Regions from separate parts of the Homo sapiens genome. Here region 2 is linked to region 1. A link is a loop called in an ENCODE intact Hi-C map of the cell type or tissue named here. Cell type or tissue: PC-3. All regions are shown on one strand. Links, peaks and the distances in the headings refer to the core of each region. The heading gives the core; the rest is flanking DNA. Region 1 overlaps DNM3 (dynamin 3). Region 2 overlaps DNM3 (dynamin 3).

Region 1 (12,219 bases), core at 1,630-9,629:
ATCCATCACTTCAGACATTTAGCATTTCTTAGTGTTGGGAACATTCAAAATCCTCTCATCTAGCTATTTGAAAATATACAATTTATTATTCTTAACTGTAGTTCCCCTTCAGTGCTACAGAACTCTGGAAGTTACTACTCCTATCTAGCTGTACTTTTGTATCTGCTCCCCAACCTCTCCCTATCTCCTTTGCCTCCCAACACTTCTCAGTCTCTAGTAACCACTATTCTACTCTCTAATTCTATGAGATCAACTTTTTTAGCTTTCATATGTGAGTAAGAACATGGAGTATTTATTGGAAGCATTGTTATATCCAAAGTATTCTGCTTTAAAGAAGAAAGAAATCTACAGATTTTTTTTTTTTTTTTTTTTTGAGACAGAGTCTCACTCTGTCACTCAGGCTGGAGTGCAGTGACATGATCTAGGCTCACTGCAACCTCCACGTCTCAGATTCAGGTGATTCTCCTGCCTCAGCCTCCTGAGTAGCTGGGATAACAGGCACCTGCTATCACACCTGGCTAATTTTTGTATTTTTCATAGAGACAGGGTGTCACCAAGTTGGCCAGTCTGGTCTCGAACTCCTGACCTCAGGTGATCCACCCGCCTCAGCCTCAGTGGTGGGATTATAGGCGTGAGCCACCGTGCCCGGCCTACAGATGTTCTTTACTCTAAATATAATAGGCATTAGGGAAACACAGAAGAGTAAAATGTATCTCTGCCTTTGAGGAAATATGTTTTTAAATATAGTCATACATAGATGCTTTATACAGCCAGTGAATTCAGCTTGTTGCACTGAAGACAGTCCCTTATGTATATGACCCCTGTACTCTGTTTTCACTGGAGCCCTGTGCTCACAAAACATTGCTATTAAAACATTTCAGAAATAAGAAAACTCCAGTTAAAATTTTGAGGAACCTTGATTCTTAGAATAAAGATGGACAAGAGATCATTTTTTCCTAGTGCTCTATAATAATTCCTTTCTACTTAACCTTGATTAATTAAGACATATACATATTTTTACTCATGGAAGGGGCATATTGGAAATATTTAAATTCTTACAGTCATGCTGTGCTTTTCACAGATGATTGGAACATTGCCCAGGCATAAATGCATCTCATCCTTCCCCCAAACAGTTTGTCAGTTGTTTAACCTAGCATAATTTGTTTTTCATGACCAGTAAAAATGACAGTGCTAAAATGTTTTAAAAGGAAATAAAAATAAAATAGAATTATAGCTCTGATTTTTTAAATATTCTCCTTTTTTCCTTCCTAATCATTCTTTGATATAGTAATGTATCTTAACCTTTGCTTCAATTGTAGGCTATTTTTAACATTGTAAAAACAGAAAATAATCAAAACTAGGAGTTTTATTTTGTGAAAATGAAAACAGAGAAATTTTATTTTGTGAAAATGAAATAAATTTCAATAAGACAGGTTATACTGCGACAAAATAAAATTTCACGGATGCGTTATCACGGTTTCAATGCTTATGTACACATAACCTTCATCCTTTGTATGACTTTGTGGCTAGGAGATTTAATGCACTGACTACTCACATTGATGCTGGGCTGAAGCCTCAAGTTGTTTGAGGAAAAGACCATTTCATGTGCCCAACTATGAAGCATTTAGAATGAAAGGAATACTGAGAACATGTCAAGAGAGCTCATGCCACTGGAAATTGTACCTTTCTGTAAGAAAGAATGTATCTCAAAACTATAAGATGAGATTGTGTAACCTTCAGACATGTTAGTTCACCATAGTATAAAACCGTGGTAAACTATGGTATACTATGGTTTACCATAGTATACTATAGTAGAAGACACACATTTAGCAGCTATTAAAAGATCCAGCTATTGATCAGCTAGTACAACTCGTTCTATAGAGTTTGACTTAGATGCTAGAATTTCCTTCATCCCCAAACTACAATTATCATCATAGAGACAAGAGGACACAGATCTATGAGTCTCTGGAGCTAGGTAGAAGACAGATTACAGGTAGCCCTTTCCTGAAAAGCCAGGTCAGCTTGTTTTGCTGAATTTTCCATCCTGTAGGTTGAATTCTTTTCCAGGAGGCTCTTTGGTTTCCGTAGAAAAAAGTACTTTGTGGTTCCTGCCCTATCGGTTTTCCAGATAGGCTGGGCAGGTCTGAACCCCAGTGATGGACATAGATTAGACCCAAATTGTCATCCCTGCTGTGATTACTCTGAGGTCACTCATTTAGGATCACTTTTTGCATGCATGTGTGTGTTTGTGTGTGTGTGTGTGTGTGTATAATGCATTTTGTATTTATACAGTATTATAGTAGTATATAAACTGTATAATAGTACTTATACAGTTTAACCAGTGAGATGGTTAAATGGTTAACAAGTAAACCACATAGTTAACCAGTAAAGATGTAAAATGACTTCAGACAAATATGATCAATCTCTACAGTCCCCTGATGAATTTCACAGGTTCCCACCACCATCAGTTCTACCTATTCATCTCATCCATGCTCATTGTTCTGCCTCTTTCCTGTTCCTATGGATGCCCTGGCATGTTTGTTTCTTTCTTTCTGGCCTCCTATTTCCCTCCCCTCAGACATCACTTCAGCATCTGTGCCTTCTCACTTCCCTTATCCTGGGTGTTACCATTTCAGCCTATGAGCATGCCATTAATTTGCCATCTTTACAAAATTCTCTCTTGACTTCACATCCCTCTGTAGCTGCCCTCTCCCTTCTCTCCTCTTCTTTACAACAAAACTCCTTAAAAGAACTGTTGGCTGGGCACAGTGGTTCACTCCTATAATCCCAGCACTTTCAGAAGCCAAGGTGGGAACATCACTTGAGGCCAAGAGGTCGAGACCAGCCCAGGCAACACAGTGAGACCTCATCACTACAAAAAATAAATAAAAATTAGCCAGATGTGGTGGCACACTGCCTGTAGTCCCAGCTACTCAGGAGGCTAGGGTGGGAGGATCACTTGAGCCCAGGAGGTTGAGGCTGCCTTAAACCTCCTCCTGAAGGATCCTCAAGTTGCCAAATTCTAAGATCCATTCTTAGTCCTCATGTTACTGGACATGTTGGCAGGGTTTGATGGACGTCTCCTCTTTTCTTGGCTTTGTTTTCCCCTTACTGTTTTCTCCTACCTTCTAAGTCTCCATCTCCTGACCTCTAAACTTTGGAAAACCCAGGGCCTGGTACTCTGACCTCTTCCCTGTCTAACTCTTGCTTAGTGATCTCATCACTTACCTGACTTGAATGACTACCAAATATATATCTCTCACTTGGACTTCTCCATGAACAAAAGATGCATATATCTAGCCGTGAAGATATTTTTGTACAAATTAGAAAAAGCTGCCCTTTCCTCAAGCACATGACTGCCATCTTCTGGAAATTTTTCAGAGTAGAGACACCTATCCAAAGACTGAATATGAATGGTGTCTCCTTCAGCTGTGTGGTCCTCAACCTTAGTAGCAGTGCTTTTTCTCAACTTGGATGGGTGTGTCATGGCCATCACAAGCTTAGTAGGTCCCAACCCACATCCCATCCCATCCCATCCCTTCTCATCCTCTTCCCTTCAGTCTTTTTCTATTTCAAACTTTTTCTGGTGGCTTAGGTCAAACCCTTTGAAGTTATCCTTGATGCTTCTCTTTCTCTCATATCGCAGCTTAAATCCATCAGCAAATTCTGTTGCTTTTTCTTTCAAAATACATTAGAATTTAACCACTCATCACCACCCCACTGTTGCCACCCTGGTCTAAGCCTCAGCAGCTCTCCCCGGGATGATTTCAATAGTAAGCTTCCTTTCTTGCTCATCATTGTCTGTCCTCAACACAGCATCCACAGTTGTTTCAAACCTAGGTCACAGCATGTTTCTACTCTACCCCAAATCCTTCAGATGGTCTGCCATCTCACTCAGCGAAAAATCAAAGTCCTTAAAATGGTCCACGGGCCCTCCACATCCAGGCCTGTCCACAGCACTGGCCTTGTTTCCCACCTCCCTCCCCTCCACACCGCCCGGTGCTCCAGCCACGTGGACCTGGCTGTCCCTCAACATGCCGAACACACATCTGCTTTAGGCACTCTGCCCGGATGCCCTTCCATACAGCATGGCCTGCTGCCTTCCTTTCTTGAGTCATTGCTCAAAGGTCACTTTACCCTGTCATGGAAGCCTTCCTTATCTATACCACATAACCAAGCAACCCCTTTCCCAGAGCATTTGCTATCCCCCTGCTATTTTATTTTCTCCATAGCACTTAGCATCACACACACACATATTGTTTACTCTTTTACCTGATTAGAATTTAAGCTTCGTGAGCCTAGAGACTTATTTTCCCCCCTTAATTATATCCCAATTTCTAAAACAGTTCTTGGCAAGTAGAGTGATCTCAATAAATATTAATCAAATAAATAAATGAATACAGGAATCCTTGAATCTGTCTGGGGGACACTATTCTCAACAAGACACTGCAAATTGACCAAGGGGTTGACAAAATAAATAAAAATACACAAAGGTTTGAGATGGTCCTGAACAATTATCATCTCTTGATTCCAAGATAAAAGTATTTTCAAGAGTTTGAGAACTCATTTAAATCTAATTTGAAAATTGCATTGATTTTACACCCTTCCGGAAGGGCATGTTTCCTGCAGAGAAAGCAAGTAGGTGCCATCTAGTGGCAACAAAGGAGATCCACATTTGTGTTAACTGGAATGTATCGATTAGCAGTGATTGAAAATGTAGTTCCTGATCCAGAAGCTTATGAACTCTATGACAGAACAGTTGTGATAGCCATAAGTCTTGAAGGGTGCATTTTCCATGGAATATATGGCATTGAAAAAAACACAGTTCCATTTCTTCTAAATTATTTCTAATTTTTCCTTTTAATTTTTGCTTGTTTTCTGGGATTTGACTTCTTTTGTTCTTTTGTTTTTCGTATTGTTTTGTCCTCTACTTATCTATATACTCTTACATTCACATGGTACTGGCCTAGGCTTTGAATGGGTAATAAAATAAAGGCTCTATCTTCTGGGAATTTATATTCTAATAAAGACAGTGCCTATGAGGGTAAGTATAGAAGAACATGCCTTATCTTGATGAACTGATCTCTTCAGGCCAGATTTCTGCAGCCTGTTGAGGCTTTACTGTTGGATATACTTCCAGCATTAGAGGAATGAGCTTTCGGGAGACTTAGCTTGCTGTTTTTCAGAAAGTGGCACATTATATGGAGAAACTAAGATAGAAAGAGAAATACTCATGTCCATGCATGTTGTCAGGAAAGACAGAAATTAAATCCGTCTCTGATTCTCATTCTAACATCCAAAAAGCTAGGTCATTTCAATTCTTTGGTAAATTAAAGTAGAAACTTTTTGGTCCACTTTGGGAGCTTGTGACCTTTCCAGCCAGAGTGGCTGGGGTTGGTACTGGGAAATCTTTGCCACCAGAGGGCCTGAGTGGTGATGTGACAAAGCAAGATAAGGGTGTGAGGCCCAGGAAGGAGACAAACTTAGGGTGCTGACACTCACATTAATGCACACGGCCTTTTCACAGCTGAGTAGCACCAGAGGACAAAAGTTGGACTAGTGGAATATGACAAGAAAGCAGGTTTCATACCAAACATAAATATTTTCCAATCAGAGCTTTTTCCAATGAGATCAAAGTTTCTGTTACCCAATAGTGGATGGGTCCGAGCAGAGACTGGATGACAACCTGCCAGATTTGTTGAACCTATGAAGGTTCTCTGATTCTCTGGAAGACCTCTTTCTCCCTGCACATGTAAAAATCCTCCCTACTGTTCAGTATTCAGTCCATACCCCACTTCCTTTTTTGGGTACCACAGCTTAAAATCATCTTTTCTATCTCTACCTTTCTTATCATTTTAAGAGCAGGTTAGCATTTACATTATGCTACCTGCATTAATGTTTTTTCTCAGTGGTCTAATCCTTAGCTTTTTGAGTTAATGCTAACCTGCTTGAAGACACGGACCACATCTGAGCTAAGTGACAAATGATTCTGTATTGTTATCTTTTAGCATTGAAGGTGTATGTAAGACTCTTTTATCCTTTCCACACAGTGTTAAATCTAACCCTTGTTGATCTACCTGCAGTAACTAAAGTGCCCGTGGGAGATCAGCCACAATAGCTCTCTTGCTATTGACCTTGCCATTTCATCTTCAAGAGTGAATATTAAATGTTTATGATGGGTAATGGTAGTAAAGCTACCAATAATTGCCACATCTGGCTTTTTTTTTTTTTTTGAGATGGGGTCTCACTTTCTTGCCCAGGCTGGAGTGCAGTGGCATGATCACAGCTCACTGCAGCCTCGACCTCACAGGCTCTTATCTGGCATTTGGGTCCAAGATGCTTAGGCATAGTCTAAGTTTAGTTGTACAATTCTTCATTGAGATATTAGATAAACTAAAATCTTTGTGGAGATTTGTTTCTTTGTTAGATTTATACTCATTTAAAAAATCTAATAGTACTGTACTAGCTTTTCTTTTAAATTGTGGTGTTTTTTACATACCTGATTTCTCTCAAAGTAGGTACAGAAATTGATAATACACCAGCTTGTAGGATGTTACTGAAAATTTAAAAACCCAGTTTTGTTATTTATGTAGTTATTTTAGTGTTTTTCCCTCTGCTGAGGGATTTTTTTAAAATTTTACATTACAGGTAAATATTTGCTTTGATATAATACTCTATAACTTTTTTCCTTGAGAAATTGTCTTTGTATAAGTTGATGTGGTATTTTCAATAGTGTGTTTTTAAGCTAAAGGATTCCATATATTATTTATTTTTAACAAATTAAATGATTTCCCTTAACTTATTTTGCCTTCTGAAGATATATTTATATAACTTGGCATTCCATCCTGATGAAATGGTGATACTGAAGAGGGGAATGCTAACAGAACTCAGAGGTATCCCAGATCTAATGTCTTTAACAATCAGGTGCTGTTGTTTGCTTTATCATTTGGATAGCCAAAATTTTCTTTAAATTATTTAATAGGCTAGATGGTTTAGGGACTGGTTTTAGTATTTAATTGCTTATCTGAAAATTGGCAAATTTAGCATCTATAGCATTTGTACTATGTTTAATATTTCTAAAGTATTAATTGTGATTCTTAGTAACTACTGTGTTCTGTGGGATGTTCATGAAGGAAGAAGAGAGAATATTGGATACTTTGACTTATAATTAAAGAAACTTTTATAATTATGGCAAAAATGCATGAATTTAAGTTGTGTCATTTTGGTTTTATTTTTGTAGAATATGCCGAGTTTCTACATTGCAAAGGAAAGAAATTTACAGATTTTGATGAAGTTCGCCTTGAGATTGAAGCAGAAACAGATCGCGTGACTGGAATGAATAAAGGCATTTCCTCCATACCCATTAATTTACGAGTCTATTCCCCACACGGTAAGTAAAATAATAAAATTCCAAATTCTTCTCCTCAAACATTTATACTACATTAATTAACATACATCATTTGTACAGAAGATACAAATAGTGCTGGGTTTCTAGGGTATCCTTTGGATACTGCCCATTAATGTTATGGTTCAAAGAGCTCTTAAGACATTTAAGGAGAGGCAGTAGGAGATGACTTTAATAAAAACAGAATTGAGTTAGTCATCAAATTTTTTCTTCATTTTTATTATAAGCTTTTAGAATTTGAGAAGGGTATATATGAAAACTTCCATTTTTCAGTCTTTGCTGAAATCTTAGAGGTACATGTTACTATGGTTGCATCTTCCCCTATTGGATGTCTTGCAGCCATATATAGTCCTATTTATTTTCTTCCTGAGAAATCAGCTCTGACTTTTTCCCCCAGACTATCGGTAGAAACTTATAAATTAGATAACCAATCCATAATGTGTGATGGGAAATAACCTGTATGCTGACTAAATTTTTAGTGGGCAAATTTTCATTTCTTATTCCCTACTTAGCTCTATTGCTTTTAAAACAGAATATAAATGACATAAGCTCAATTATGACTTCCCAAGGGTACTTGGTGCCAACATTGTTTATATGGAGAGGTTGGGCTAGAGTCATGTTGTCACTGACTCTGTTTGTACAGCTGATTCAGTAAACCCAGGGCACCACGAATGGCTAACAGCTTTCTACTAGGCTAAGTGGTTAACTTTCTATTAAAAAAAAAAAATGATACTTTTTAAGGAAAGGGCAGTCTTACCCTGTGAGTTTTTATACCACTTGAAGGCAATGTATAAGACTGGCAGATAGCATATGCATTTCTCATTTGGTGTTTTAATTATAACCCCCTAGTTACAGATATGACAGCTTTCTGAGCAAACTGTTAGGCATGCAAATCAGTGCCTTTCAAATTATGTTAAAGTGATCATTTGGCATAGCACAATCATATCATAAAAATAGAGAAAACTAGCAAAACCATTTTTATTTTATGCTCTTTATTCTACACACATGGGTTGGAGTTGTTCAGATACACAAAGTAGAAGGCTGAGCTAAGTGACAAATGATTCTGTATTGTTATCTTTTAGCATTGAAGGTGTATGTAAGACTCCTTTATCCTTTCCACACAGTGTTAAATCTAACCCTTATTGATCTACCTGGAATAACTAAAGTGCCTGTGGGAGATCAGCCACCAGATATCGAGTATCAGATCAGAGAAATGATTATGCAGTTCATCACGAGGGAGAACTGTCTGATTTTAGCTGTTACTCCAGCCAACACTGATCTTGCAAACTCAGATGCGCTGAAGCTAGCTAAAGAAGTTGATCCTCAAGGTGAGTGTGTGACTACTAAGATGAGAAGGAATTAAAGTGTCAGGAGTTTTGGTATCTTTAAAGGTAACATAAATTCTTAAGATTTGGTTTCATTATAAATAAATTAGCCATTATTAATGTTGTTAAACCTTTTGTATTTTAAATAGAAAATTCAGTATTTAATATTAAAAAATAATAAATAATTTTAGTAAAGATTTACTAAAATAATGAAATTTATATAGTCAAAATCTATATAAATCTAAGAATAATGAGATCTAAGAAAACAGGCATTTCTAAGCCTCATGGGCTGCATATTTTAAAAAGTTGGTAAAATAAACTTCTGGTACAGCAGAATTCAGACAATCTACTAATTATTATGAGTTACCTGCATATGCTTCCAGTGAAAAACCTTTGTGTTTTTTACTTTGTCTTGTTTCTTTAAAATAGGAAGCTCTAATGCATGTAAGATATTATTTAGCTTATAATTATTTGAGAAAAAATGTACGTATAAGCAGGGATTTATTTGGTATTGTCATCTCAATATCCAGAAAAGGTCCTTTCTTATGCGTATGTTTAAACTTTTTACTTCTCTAAGTTGAATAACGACAGTTTATCTTCAGAGACCTCAGTGCTGGCCTTGGTGTGTGTCTGTTTAAAGTGATTGTGGAAGGGCATTCAATGATGTGCCCTTTCAATATGGAGATACATGTTCTTCAGTTCTAGGAATTTTTCTTTTTTGATAATTAATTGTCCCAATTTCTTTGTTCTTTTTATCTGTAGTTCTTATTAGCATGTTAGAACTCCTAAATGAATCCTTTATTTCAATCTTTCTCTTCTATAATCATTTCTTTGTCTTTTTGTTCTACTTTCTGCAAGATTTTATCAACTTTATCTTCTGCTCTTCTGATTCATTTTAGAGGTTCCAAAAGCATATTTTTACTTTGTGAATCTTATTTTTATTTTTTAAAATAGCATCATGTTCTTGTTTTCATAAATACAATATCTTCCTCCAAGGACTTTAGTGAGAGCTTTTTGAAGGTTTTCTTTTGTAATCTACATTGTCTGAATCTATTGTTTTCTGATTGTTTGTTTTTGTCTCTGTCTTTGATGTTAGAGACCTTTTTCAAATGTTTGTCGATCTTTTGCCGCTTGTTCGTGCATGAGAGTGGAGCACCAAAAAGCTGATTTATGTACATGACAGGGATTCATTGACCAGTGGGTTTTCCCATGGAGTAACTGTGCTGAGAGTTGACCATTTTGTTAGGAGACTTCCTCAACTGTTAGGTTCTATGAGTATTTTCTCCTGAGCTGGTCTGGTATAAGCCTGATGTCTAGTGTTCTTGGAGCCAAGAATTGGTGGGTCAGGGGATGGAGTGGGAGGAGGATGGTTCTCACTATTCAGTGTGTACACTTTTAATTAATTCCTCTGCTTTCATGATGGCATTCCTGAAATTCTTCTGGAGTCCAGAGTCCCTCTGGTTCAACCTCTTTTGAAGCAAGTCTTCAGTACTCTGCTGAGGTTGAGGAAGGGTAGCTATGTGGGTGTGTCCTCTAGGAGCCTTCAGCCAATTCTTTTATTTTCAGCTCTTCCTATACCCTAGCATTGGTTCTCCAATTCTTAGGCCTTTCCAGAATTCTGCAATGGTAACTGTTTTTTTCTTCTTGGTTTCCTCCACCATCCCTGAAACTGGGGCTTGTAACAAGCAGGTAGAGGCTCCAGATGACAAGTAAGGACCATCACCAGGACTCCCTTTACAGCGTCAGTGGCTTGGAAGAGTCAGATTATAAACTGGGACTGGAATCTAGTTATAAAAATGGTGCTGAACCATTCCTGTCTTACAGCCTTCTTTCCCATAGGAGATTGAGCCATGGTTGTCTGATTGGGACAGAGAGAGTCATACCATCAGTGAATTCTAGTGAGTTCAGCCCAGTCACATTCCTGAGGAGTCCACACGTAGTCCACGTAGAAAAAACAAACTCAGCTTCTCCTACTATATTCTCAAACACGCTTCTGACTCCAGATGTGTGGTGATTTCTCCCTACTGCAAACAAGCAATTAATTCTTTTCTGCAGCAGACATCAGCTAGGTATCCTCTGATTAAATTTTATTCTGATACTATTTACCTGGAAATAGCATCAGATCACACTGATTGAGGGTTCAGTCCCACAAGATGACCCCCACTTCTGATGCCAGTTACAAGATCCAGGTTGTTTACCCTGTGCTCTGACTGACTGGCTATAAATTGGGGTTTCTACAACCTTCTTCTTGTGTTCTATTAATTTGCTAGAGGGGCTCACAAAACTCGGAGAAACAGTTCTTTGTTATAAAGAATATTACAAGGGATACAGATGAAGAGATGCATAGGGCAATGTATGAGAAGCGATGTGGAGCTTCCATGTTCTCTCCGGGCACACCATCCTCTAGAAACCTCTGCATCTCCAGCTATCCAGAAGCTCTCCAAACCCAGCCCATTTTGGATTTTTATGGAAGCTTCATTATGTAGGCATGATTGATTAAATCATTAGCTATTGGTGATCAACTTAAACTTCAGCCCCTCATCCCTCCTAGGAGGTCATATCTGTTCTTTCTAGTGACCAGTCCACTTGCTGAAGCTATCCAGGAGCTGCCAGCCACTTACCAACCCATTAGCCTGCAAAAAGATACTTATCACTTTGAAGATTCCAAGGACTTTAGTAGTTGTGTGCTGGGGAATAGGGAAGAAGACTAAAAATGCGTACCGCAATATGACAATCCAGATGAAGCTTCATGGAGGACTGCAAATGATACCATTCAGTCCCTGATTTCTCTTTCGTCCTACCTTGGTTCAGCCTCTTTGAAATTGTTTCTTTTTTAAGATAAATTCTTTTCAAGGGTGACAAGATGGCTATAGATATCCTGTCTCACATCCTCACAACTTCCAATCTAGTAGAAGAAAAGCCATTGGAGAATATTTTATTTGTGTGTATTATGAATTTTATAATAAATGTAAACTAAAAAAATTGGCCAACTAATAAATCTTGTAAAGTGATTTCTTAAAATTGGTTTAACATATTCATGCTATATTTTACCCCTGTTGTGCACATAGGGAATATTAATGGGCAGTAACTACATCTCATTTCTCAGGCTTTTCAGAAGAAGATTCATTTATGACCTAAAATAAACTCATGTGATCACAGATCATTAGGTGAGAGCAATGAATGTTTGTGGAGGGAGTCATCAGTTTGCCAGAAAGGAATCAATATCCACAAAGTCATTCCCAGTATATTCGATGTGTTGTTATAGCGTAAGGAAAATATAGCATTGACTGTCAGTCAGGAGTATGTCATTTTATGCCACAAATCTACTCCAGAAAGTTAAATGAGATTAAAAAAAAACTATCATAGGCTTGGCTTATTTACAAACTCATTTTTATTAGGTGCCACTTAGAAATTGTCATGTAAATGTTCATGAACTTACCTAAAATAAATCTCCTTTTTTGTGGATCATTAGAACTGCTGCTCCACCAT
Region 2 (12,219 bases), core at 1,619-9,618, 130 kb before region 1:
ACTGGATAGGATATCTCTGTTTTGGAATTTACTTATGATTAACAGTTATCCAAAAATGCACTTGATTTAACTTCTTTAAGAATGAAGTTGGGCAGTCACCCAGAACCTTGGAGGAATGGAAACTTAATGTTTAGCTGGATTAGAGGGTAGGCTATTGGGTTCTCTATCAATGGAGTATACATTTAGAGTGTTAGGTATTCTTCTTAGGTAGTACCTTTTGCTATGGCTAGTAAGTTAAATTATGAAGTTTTATTTATTATTGTCATTTATTTTAGAGGGACTTCAAGTATCTAGAAAGAAATAGATTATTTTTTTCCTCTGCTACCAGAGCCAAGTCAAGAGAGTCCCAAGCTCATATGCTATATAGAATGATCCAATTTAATTTTCTGCATGGCCAAAGTTTTGCAATTTATCCTAGTCCAAGTTTGCATTGCAGTTTCTCACACTCTCTGCATTGATTTAAAAATTCTTATGGATTATGTCATACTAAATACATTTTATAAAGTAGACGGAAAAAAGGGGCCAACATTTGCTTAGCCATTATGGGGTAGCAGACATGGATTCTGCTAGATACTTTTCATACCTTCTATTCCTTACCTGTTTCCATATCCCCATGTCAATAGGGGAGAAAATTCAGGGTTGGAGAGACAAGTCATTCACCCAGGATCGTATAGCTAGCAAGCAGCCAAGCTGGGATTCAGTATGACTCCTCCTGGAACTCTTGAGAAATATGGACACATAAAACCAATGAACATGTATTTATTGAGTTCTAAGTTTACTGGGTAAGAATATACAAGAAAATATGAATACATAGAAGCTTATGTATGTATAAAAAGAGAACTGACAGGATAAAGTATGAGACAACTTTCAAATGCACATGTAAAATGAAGGTAGTCAGATATAATGCAAACTAATCAGGATAAAAAATTATAGTATGTCAATTTATTTTTACAAAAATCCCTGAAAAACTACAGTTCTGAAATTGAACTGAATATAAGTGGAAAGTAGACAATATATGCATTTCCAGTGTCATCTGGCAGCCCATATCATTTTAGCTCAAGCCTGCATGTACTGAAGTATCTATGTCAAAGCAGGAAGGTGGTGATCTGTGTCTCAGTTTCTGAGTTGACAACAAGGCATTGAATTTAGACTGTGACTTTATCACAAAGAGATACTGTATATTGGAGAGGGCCCTAGAGAAGAGCAGCAAGGAAAAAAAAAGAGATTGGAGAGATTAAAAATATAACTGGATGCAGTGAAGGTTAATTGAGAGTGGGATGGATCAGATCAAGTATTTTATAAGGACTTCCAAGGCACTAATACTTAAGGGAGGTGAATTCTATTTTCCTTTTAAAGAATAAGTCATTTAGTTAAAGGAGTAGAATAAGTCAAAGACACAAATGTCAGGGAAAATGTCCTAAAGGCAAACCTGAAAATGGAATGAATTGTTTAGAATGGGAGGAGGGTAAAGGAGTTGACACTAAATGATTTGCATTTCATGAATTAAAAATCATTTCCAACAAATTAGAGGGTTCATTAATACCATATTAATTACTCTCTCTCTCTCTCTCTGTGTGTGTGTGTGTGTGTGTGTGTGTGTGTGTGTGATCATAGGTAGCTTAGCTTTTCTTCCTTTAATAGTAGCAAGACTGGCATTTGATGACATTATTATAAGAAGCTTTTCTCTGGCTTGATTTTCTCTAACTTCCTGGAGCACAGTAGGATACAGAGAAACCAGAGATTTGCCCAAGGTCAGAAGAAATCAGAGCTAGGTTTGGAACTTAATGTTAGGAACTGGGAGGCCTGTGCCAGTTCATCATCTTCTCTTCCTCCTGTTATTGTTTTAGAGCACCTCCCTCCAACCCTCACCCTGCCTCCTCCTTTTCCCATCCCTTTGCATTGGGCCAGCCTTTTTCTCTTCCGTGATACTCTCTTTCATTACTCTTCTTGATAGTTGACCAGCAGTGACATTGCATTTTATTACCTTTTTTTTCCCATACAGAATAGTGGAGACAGGGAGCAGAATTTTTCTCAGACTTAGGCAAGTTAATTTGACTGAAATAGTATACTCGTGAGTAAAGCGTGACTTTTAGGGAACAGATGGGCCCAGGAAAAGACTAAATAAGATATTGGATGTTTTTACACATTATTAATATTTATCCACCAGGTGGGCATTAGCTAGAAAGATATGCCTGAGATGGTCATCAATAGGCCTTGCTTAAACCAACACGAGCTTCTGAAAAGTTGTATGTAAATAAATAATCTAAATGGAAATGTTATTATTTAAACAAGTGGGTGAACTTTTAGGTAAAATAAAGATGTATTTGTGTAGCAAATCTGCATCCTTCAGTTTGCCTGTTTTCTATTCTTTTTGTGTGTGTGTTTGCATTCTTAGAGTGCATTGAGTGACATTGAGGTCCATTAATGTTATAGAGATTATTTTAACAATTTTTCAACAAGCATTAATATTGCATTGTCTTTAGTGTTAATTGATAACAAAAACAGAGCAGTTGTTGAGGAAAATGATGATACATTTAATTCCGGAATTATATGAATGATACAGGATTGCTTTAGATCTTGTTTTTCTCTAATATCCCTGCTGCAAGTCCTCTATTTCCAAGGGTTTAAAATGTACCTCAGTGCTTCTTTGTGACAGTGTGTCATTTTTATTTCCCACTGCTTCAAGGTCATGATATACCCATGAATAGCATATATATACATGATAGCAGTAGCTAGGTATCCTGAAGGACCTCATTGTTTATCCTTCCAGTGGCTTGGAATTGAAAGACTAATCTATTTGATAAGTAATTTGATGGGTGACTAAACTTGTTTATGGTGCTTATTTTTTTAGATTTCTCAAAAGTGAGTATTTGAAGAGGAGTCATCACAGCATGGTGATGGAGTGCAGGCTTTGCTGGCAGCTCTTGAGTCCTGCCTCTGACTCTCACTGGTAGCATGGCTCCTCATTACGGAATCTAGCCTCACTTGGCCTCAGTTCCTTCATCTGCAAAATAGGGATTGCAGACTTCACCTTTTAATCTGTGTGTGAGTTCTGAGTAAGATGGTATCAAGTGCCTGGTCCATAGTATGCATTCAATAACTGATTGCTCTTAATTTAAATCTTTTATTTAGACTGGACATTTTTTGAGTGTTTTAAAAACAAAAGTAAGTTGAGGCAGATGGTAATGCGTATTTGCAAATTCTTTTCGTGAATGTTGGAAAATTACAGTTGCATCAAAATACTTACTTGTAGATAAGGCTAATAGAATATATTTGAGCCTTCTTTAAAGAAAGCATTGCCCACATTCGTTAAATGCATTATCACAATGTGTTCTTTTTTTTTTAAACCAATATATACAAAGTGAACCCAGTTTGTATACTCTTCCCTTCCAAGAGTTCCAAAGCAGTTTTTATCATTTCATTAATCCTTCGAATTTCTGTGAGAAGATAGCAAAAGCATGTTTTGTTTACTTTAATTTAGAAATAAAAAAGATTAAGCTGGAAAAAAGTTGGGTGACATACTGGGGTCACATGGTGAGTACTAGAAATTAATGAACAAAATAGACTTAATAACAGATAATAGAATTAAAATGAATTTTTCTGACATTATTTTTAGTTTTCTCCTAGAGAATATATTTTAAGGAAGATATTTGATGCTGTGATATAAAGTAAACCATTCTTAGCATATTCCTTTTCTTTTGGAAATGTTAGATGAAATTGCAGGCAAAGATGGTGTAGAAGGGGGAAAAACAATTGAGGAAGTCTAGTTGGCGAAGCAGGACTACTTAGCAAGAGTATGGTCTGAGCCCAAGGAAACCATCTACAACCAAGTGTTCAGGAGGTAAGGTGTAATTAGATCTTAAAAGAAGTACCAACATTTTTGTAGTAGATGTTGAAATAATACCAAATCACTCTTTTTTCCAGTGGAAAGATTCATATTCTGATTTGATTGACATTCCCATAACTTGTTAACCATCAGTTTTAGCTCTGAGCTAGTCAGCTGGTTCTGTTTGGAATTACATTATTTTTAAGTTACTAGATATACCTCAGAAGCTTTGAAAAGAATAGCTTTGGGTTTCTTATCTAGTGGAGGTTTAGAACCCTGTATATGTGTGTCTGTTTATGTTTTCTGGTTAATAAAACTAAGACCCATTCTCTTCATATTTTGAAAAGAGGGGCAAAGGCTTGCAATTATTTTTATAGATCCTAGCATTCATGGTTCTGAGTCCTACTACCAGGACAGCAACAATTGTGTGGTGAGATTTCTGCATTCTCATCTAAATACCGATAGAACGACCTGCATACTGAAGTCCTTGTAAATTCAACTTAAGAAACTTTAGCCTGTTTATTTAATCCTAAAAACATATCATGTAAAATGTGTATGTGTGGGTACTTGATTTGAATTATGTACTTTGAAAGTTACATATTCTCTTAGGGCTTTGTTTTTTTTTTTTTTTCCTCAGAGTAAGTTAAGAAGGGAAGTGGCAGAAGGATCATGAGTTCCTTGCTTGCAGAGTAAGTGGGGAGATGAGAAGGAGGAAGCAATGCTTTTGTGAGTGTCCACCAGATTGTAGGGACATACGAAGAGAAAAGACTGGTAAGGTTCAACCACTGTGAGAATTAGGAGTATTTGTGAATGAGTTAGTCTGGGGTGGCTTTGGTTCTCTCCTGCTCCCTGTGGCAGGTGGTCCCTGCATATTTGTTCAAAGTGTGCCACAGGTAAGCAAGGTAGCATGCCAAGAACAGTGAGAGCTGGGTTTAGTCTGGCCTCTGCTGTCATCTGCTGGTCTTCTCAGCTCTATCTGTCTGATTTAGAGGCCCCTCCTTGGTGGCCCTTGTTAATATTTCACTGCACAGGAATCTACCGAACAGTTGGTTGCCTCCTCTGTCTGCTCAACTATTTGCAGCTTCCACGAAGCCAGGAGCTGTGTCTCCTTTATCATTTTCCGTAGTGCAGTGCCGGCATATGGCAGGAGCTAACTGAATGAATCAGCTACTTGACTCTGTACAAGCCATTTATCTAAGCTGAAACATACCTTTGTCATCAATAAATTGGTTGAGAATAGTTGAGTGGGCTTGGATTAGAACGGTTGTTGTTTTTTGAGACAGAGTCTCGCTCTGTCGTCCCGGCTGAAGTGCAGTGAGTGGCATGATCTCAGCTCACTGCAACCTCTGCCTCCCAGGTGCAAGCAATTCTCATGCCTCAGCCACCTGAGTAGCTGGGACTACAGGAGTGCGCCACCACACCTGGCTAATTTTCATATTTTTAGTAGAGACGGGGTTTCGCTATGTTGGCCAGGCTGGCCTTGAACTCCTGACCTCAGGTGATTTGCCCGCCTCTGCCTCCCAAAATGCTGGGATTATAGGCGTGAGCCACTGCACCCGACCTGAACAGTGCTTTTTAAACTGTAGATTGTGACCTAATAGTGGGCCATGATATCAGTTTAGTAGATGGTGTGTGACAGTGTTAAGCGAAGTATCAGACTACATCCAAGGTAGTTATAAGTACCACTTTGTGAAAGTTTTGTATTAGTTGCATATTTGTATATGCATACTAGGCTGCAATGTAAAATGTATTTCTTACTATGGGTTATCCTCAAAATTGTTGAATGCCTCTGATCTAGATTAAATCTAATATTACTTCTAGTCATTTATTTGGTTATTTTCTATTTAAATGGCAGGACATATCTTTTTATTAGAGAAGACACAATTCACACTATACCATTACTATTCCACTAGGATGAATTAAAATGGAAATAACTTTATTAATTTAAAAAAGCTGTCTTTTAATTGAAAAAGTGATATGTACATGTAATACAAATTCAGACATTCCAAAATACATTATATTTATACCACATAAATCCCTTTCCCCTATTGAGGTTTCTTAGTAAGATGTTTCATTTACCTGCCTATCTTCCAGATTACTTCTGAATTTATATTTTCTTTATATGAAATTTATTTGAGTTTTGAGGACAGAGAGAATTTAATAAACTTGTTTGTAAGTAGATGATACAACCAGTTAAGAAAGGACATGTTTGAAAATTCTTTTAGCAGATGGATTTGTCCATTTACTGAGTCATTTACAAAGAATCATATGTTGAGAGTCCACAATATGCCAGGAATTGTGTGAGGCTCTGGTATGCAACAGCTCCTTCAAAGAGCTTGGTGATCCAGTGGGTACAGGATTGCTATGCACTGCACTGTCAGGATACCCAGGCTAACAATTCTTATGAGAGCCATTTGTCAGAGAATAGTTGGTGAGTTCATGATACTGTCTCTAAATATTTGAGGAGCTGTTACTTGGAAAAGGATTAGACTGACTCAGTTATCTCCCCAGAAGACATAATTAGAACAAATGGGTGAATGTTACAGGCAGATAGACTTAAACTTAACGTAGAGGAGACTGTTCAATAGAACACTTTAAAAAATGGAATGGATTGCCTGTGAAACAGTAAGTATTCCATCCCCATAAGTGTAGAGACTGGCGATTGATGACTTGCTGGCTGCTTGGCATGGTGTAGTCAGGAGAGGGGTTGAACAAAAGGACTTTGAAGGTTTTTTGTTTGTTTGTTTGTTTGTTTGTTTTAAACAGTCTACGATTTGGCTTGATGGATGTCAGAGAGAAACCTGGCTTTAAAAAAATGTGTGTTTTCTATAGGTTATCTGTAGGTAGATAAGAAATGACAGACTTATAAAAGAGTTAAGACCTCTCTGGGTCTAGACCTTCAAAAAATCATTATGCCTGTCATTGTATGGATGTAAAGAAGCTGGACTCTCTCCTGGAATGGCTAATTCCATGAAGCAGCTGTGGTTAAGGGTGTTTTAGAGGTAAACTGTATTTATTCTTTTTTTTTTTGAGACAGGCTCTAGCTCTGTCACCCAGGCTGGAGGGCAATGGCATGAAAACTGCTCACTGCAGCCTTGATATCCCTGGCTGATGAGATCCTCCCACCTCAGCCTTCCGAGTAGCTGAGACCACAAGTCCGCACCACCATGCTCAGCTAATTTTTAAATTATTTTTTGTAGACACAGGGTCTCCCTATGTTGTCCAGGCTGGTCTTGAACTCCTGGGCTCAAGTATTTCTCCTGCCTTGGCCTCCCAAAGTGGTGGCATTACAGGCATGAACCACTGTGCCTGGTCTGTATTTATTTATTTTTTAAAAAAGCTTAATTTTAAAATCTGCTTTTCTAATTGACCCAATTTCTTTCAGTGGTATACTAGTCTAGAAACTTAAAAAATAAACATAGTTTAGTTTCCTTTTTTTATTTTTAAAATCTTCCTATATCTAACACATCTTGTAATTTCTTTATTCAAAACATCTTTTTGGTCAGCCTTTTCCTCTTTATTCTCATTCTGACCATCAGAGTCTCAGCTGTCCTCCTTTCGCATGTGGGATAACTCTGACAGCATCCTGCCCTCTCACTCTCTCCATTTCTTATTCATCTATTCCATGTAAATATTGCTGCTCTCAGGTTAATCTTCCAAAACACAAGTTTAATATCTCTGTCCTCAGTAACCTGCAGTCCCCTCCCTCCCCTTTAAAAATCTCTACTTGGTTTTCAAAACTTTCTGACCATTCAGCTTTGTTTTCCACTCCTCCCAGAGGTATTCACCTCATTTTTTTCATCTTTTCTGTGTATGCAATGGCAATTTCTGATGACTTAAGAACATGAATAGCTTGAGTAGAGCATATTTTATGACCAAAATGGGTTCAAACAATCAACCTATACTTGAGTTGCTACTTTGTGAAAGACACTGTTTTGGGATGGAAAAAAAAATATTTGCCCTTAACAGAAACTAGTGTAGACTAGCATAGAGTGTAGTCAGAACTTACAGAGTGTTGAGGTAAAGAACATGTATTCTGTGGAGCCTGACTCCCTGGGTTCACATCGTAGTTCTGCCACTTAATAGTTCTGTGATCGAAGGCAATCACTTAACCTGCCTGTGCCTCAGCTTCCTCATTGGTACAATGGGACAATAGTAGTACCCTCCTCATGTGGTGGTTGTAAAAATTAAATTAATACATGTAAAACACTTAGGAGAGTGTCTGTCACATGGTAACATAGTTACCTGTTTATGATTATTATTACTGGGGATGGAAGTTTAGACAGAATTTGGGTGCCTTTAGAGGTGCAGTGTTCTGGATGATCAAAGGAAAAGAGCAATTTTTCCTTTTTTTCTGAGACAAAGTCTCGCTCTTGTCGCCCAGGCTGGAGTGCAGTGGCGGGATCTCAGCTCAATCTATCAAATTCTTACTATTTAATGCCCATTTAAAATCCTACTGGTTTACATGAAATCTTTCTTGGACTCTCCCAAAGAAAAATTGAAAGACCTCTGCCTCCCAGATTCAAGTGATTCTCCTGCCTCAGCCTCCTGAAGAGCTGGGATTACAGGCCCCCACCAGCATGCCAGGCTAATTTTTTTTTTTTTGTGGAGACGGGGTTTCACCAGGCTGGTCTCAAACTCCTGACCTCAGGTGATTCGCCAGCCTCCACCTCCCAAAGTGCTGGGATTACAGGTGTGAGCCACTGTGCCTGGCCCAATTTTTCCTTTTTTAAAAATTATTATTTTAGGTTCAGGGGCACATGTGCAGGTTTGTTTTATAGGTAAACTTGTGTCATGGGGGCTTGTTGTACAGATTATTTCTTCACCCAGGTACTAAATCGAGTACCTAATAGTTATTTTTTCTGATACTCTCCCTTCTCCCACCCTTCACCCTCAAGGAGGCCCCAGTGTCTATTGTTTCCTTTGTGTTTATGAATTCTCATCATTTAGCTCCCACTAATGAGTGAGAACAGGCAACATTTGGTTGTCTGTTCCTGTGTTAGTTTGCTAAACTTAATGGTCTCCAGCTCCGTCCGTGTTCCTGCAAAGAACATGATCTCATTCCTTCAAGGCTGCATAGTATTCCATGGTATATATGTACCATATTTTCTTTATCCAATCTGTCACTGATGGGCATTTAGGTTGATTCCATGTCCTTGCTATTGTGAATAGTGCTGCAGTGAACATTCACATGCATGTGTCCTTATGGTAGAATGAGTTATGTTTCTCTGGGTATATACCCAGTAATGGGATTGTTGGATTGAATGGTACTTCTGCTTTTAGTTCTTTGAGGAATCACCATACTCCTTTCCGCAATGGTTGAACTAATTTACACTCTCACCAACAGTGTATAAGTGTTACCATTTCTCCATATCTTTGTCAGCATCTGTTGTTTTTTGACTTTTATATAATAGCCATGCTGACTGGTGTGAGATGGTATCTTCATTGTGGTTTTGATTTGCATTTTTCTGATGATCAGTGATGTTGAGCTTTTTTATTTTTTTCTTCTCATATCCCTGTTGGCCATCTGTATGTCTTCTTTTGAAAAATGTCTGTTCATGTCCTTTGCCCACTTTTTTCTTGTAAATTTGTTTAAGTTACTTACAGATGCTGGATATTAGACCTTTGTCAGATGCATAGTTTGCAAAAATTTTCTCCCATTCTGTAGGTGGTCTGTTTACTCTATTGATAGTTTCTTTTGCAGAAGCTCTTAAGTTTAATTAGAATCCCTCTTGTCAATTTTTGCTTTTGTTGTTATTGCTTTTGGTGTCTTTGTTATGAAGTCTGCCCATTCCTACGTCTCAGATGGTATTGCCTAAGTTGTCTTCCAGGGTTTTTATAATTTTGGGTTTTACATTTAAGTCCGTAATCTATCTTGAGTTGATTTTTATATATGGTGTAAGGAAGGGGTCCAGCTTCAATCTTCTGCATATGGCTAGCCAGTTATCCCAGCACTATTTATTGAATAGGTAGTCCTTTCCCCATTGCTTGTTTTTGTCAGCTTTGTTGAAGATCAGATAGTCGTAGGTGTGTGGCCTTATTTCTGGGCTCTCTATTCTGTATTCTGTCCCATCAGTCTATGTGTTTGTTTTTGTACCAGTACCATGCTGTTTGGTTACTGTAGCCCTGTAGTATAGTTTGAAGTCAGGTAGTATAATTAGTTTAGCTGTGTTCTTTTTGCTTAGCATTGCCTTGGCTACTTGGCTGTTTTTTGGTTCCATTTGAATTTTAAAATAGTTTTTTTCTAGGTCTGTGAGGAATGACATTGGTAGTTTGATAGGAATAATATTGAATCTATAAATTGCTTTGGGCAATATGGCCATTTTAATGATATTGATTCTTCCTATCCATAAGCATGGGATGTTTTTCCATTTGTTTGTGTCATCTCTGATTTCTTTGAGCAGTATTTTGTAGTTCTCATTGTAGAGATCTTCCACCTCCCTGGTTAGCTGTGTTCCTAGGTATTTTATTCTTTTTGTGGCAATTGTGAATGAGATTGTGTTCCTGATTTGGCTCTCAGCTTGGGTGTTGTTGGTATATAGAAATGATAGTGATTTTTGTACACGGATTTTTCTATCCTGAAACCTTGATGAAGTTGTTTATCAGCTGGATGACACTATGGGGTTTTCTAGATATCAAATCATGTCATCTCTGCAAACAGGGATAGTTTGACTTCATTTCTTTCTATTTGGATGCCATTTATTTCTTTCTCTTGCCTGAAGAAGCAGTCTTTCAATTTTTCTTTGGAGAGTCCAAGAAAGATTTCATGTAAACTAGTAGAATTTGAAATGGGCATTAAATAGTAAGAATTTGATAGATCGAGATGAAGCCAGACGCACAGAAATAAGGATGTGTTTAGGGAACAGAGAATTTTCTATGTGACCTATGTGTCTAGAAGAGGAGTGGTGGGAGATAGAGCTGGCAGAGTGAATTGGGGCCCTATGGAGGATTGCTAAGATGAGGAATTGGTACTGAATTTAGGAAGCAATGAGGAGCTGTTAATGATTTGTAAGAGACATTGCAGTGTGCCTGGAGTCAGGCTTTAGGAAGATTAAGTTGGCCACATATTAACTGGAGGATACATAGATGGAGGGAGACATCTGAGGTACCAGTGGGGAATTAATGATTGAATGGTAATAGGGCTTGAAAAAGTATGTTTACTGGTGGAAATGGATACAGGTCATTTCAGAGACAGAGGCTGTGATTACAAATGGTGAGTGACAGAAAGGCAGAGAGGGAATAAAAAATAATTTCAAACTTTGAGTAGATCCCTGGAGGAAGGATAGTAAAATTCATAGAAGTAAATAAGTTTAGAGAGGGAAGGAATGCATTCTCTCTCTACTTGCAACTGGTCAGATCTTCCATTCTACCATCAAGCTCAGGGTTATCCATGGAACATCCCGTTTGAACACTCTGTCTATGCTGATTTTGACCTTCTCAGATGTCCTGATGACTTATGGTTCAAAACTGTTTAAAACTTGAATATTTCTGACTGTTTCATTAACATTAGCTTTTGCTTCTGGGACAGACTGCAAACCCTTAATTAGTATTCCCCACAGTATCTTGAATGATAGTGTTTTAGGTACCATTATGGACTGAACGTTTGTATCTCCTCCACAAATTCATGTTGAAGCCCAAACCCCAAATATAACGATATTTGGAGATAGGGCCAATTAGGAGGTAATTAAGATTAAAGAGGTCATAAGGGTGAGGCCCTGATCAAATAGGATTAGTGTCCTTATAAAAAGAGGCACTGGAGAGCTCTCTCTCTCTCTTCCTCTGCACAAAAAGAAGAGGCCATGTGGATACAGAGAGAAGGCAACCATCATCAAGTCAGGAAGACAGCCCACACCAGAACCTGAACCAGCTGAATCTTAATTTTGGGCTTCTAGCTTCCAGAACTTTAATAAATAAATCTCTTTTATTTAAGTGACCCAGCATGTGGTATTTTGTTATGGTAGCCTGAGCAGACTAATAAAAGTACTTAACTTGTATTGAGTTTTTGCTAATTAAATTGTTGATCTGACTTAGATGGGTTGGTACTGAGAGTGAGGATCATGTGTTTAAGTAAGAGATTTATTTTTACATTTATGAGAAAAAATTCACTGATGCACTAATATTCTTAGCTTGATAAGCTAGTGTCCTTAGCCCATGTGCCTCAGTTTTTGAGGTATCCATTCTTTCACCTGTACTTCTCTCTTCATTTTCTTAATGATGTAAACTACTTGTGAGTCTCCCATCTCAACCTTTGCCCTCTTCAGCTGCTGACTTAGCTTTCCTACCCGATAACCATCACACAACTCTCACTGTCTAAATGCAGGAACCAAATGGATTTGAAAAAAAGGATTATGATACTGAAAAGATTGGTCCATCCCAGCATCTCCCAAAGCAAG

Evidence for each region. A loop is a pair of places that touch in the nucleus more often than their neighbours do. Peaks named below come from ENCODE experiments on the same cell type or tissue, not always from the same donor. Only the 100,000 strongest peaks of a DNase experiment are listed, where the experiment ranks them.
Region 2: it touches region 1 in a loop (2.2-fold over the local background); 10 of 110 quality-filtered maps call a loop at or near these places.

What each region holds. Positions count from the first base shown.
Region 1 is chr1:171,980,416-171,992,634 of GRCh38, forward strand. DNM3 (dynamin 3) reads left to right here. Exons shown (of 21, transcript NM_015569.5): 3 at 7,241-7,390; 4 at 8,530-8,733. Among named protein-coding and RNA genes, the nearest start is that of DNM3-IT1, 120 kb to the left of the region's middle. RefSeq lists a silencer at 3,370-3,559. In PC-3, for the core only: CTCF peaks have their summits at 3,361 (motif pointing left), 4,642 (motif pointing left), 5,414 (motif pointing right) and 5,613; DNase peaks (open chromatin) are centred at 3,366, 4,636, 5,436 and 8,036; H3K27me3 peaks cover 1,976 bases.
Region 2 is chr1:171,846,326-171,858,544 of GRCh38, forward strand. The region is part of intron 1 of DNM3 (dynamin 3); the gene reads left to right. Among named protein-coding and RNA genes, the nearest start is that of DNM3, 11 kb to the left of the region's middle. In PC-3, for the core only: a CTCF peak has its summit at 4,782 (motif pointing left); no DNase peak of the experiment used is centred there; H3K27me3 peaks cover 7,523 bases.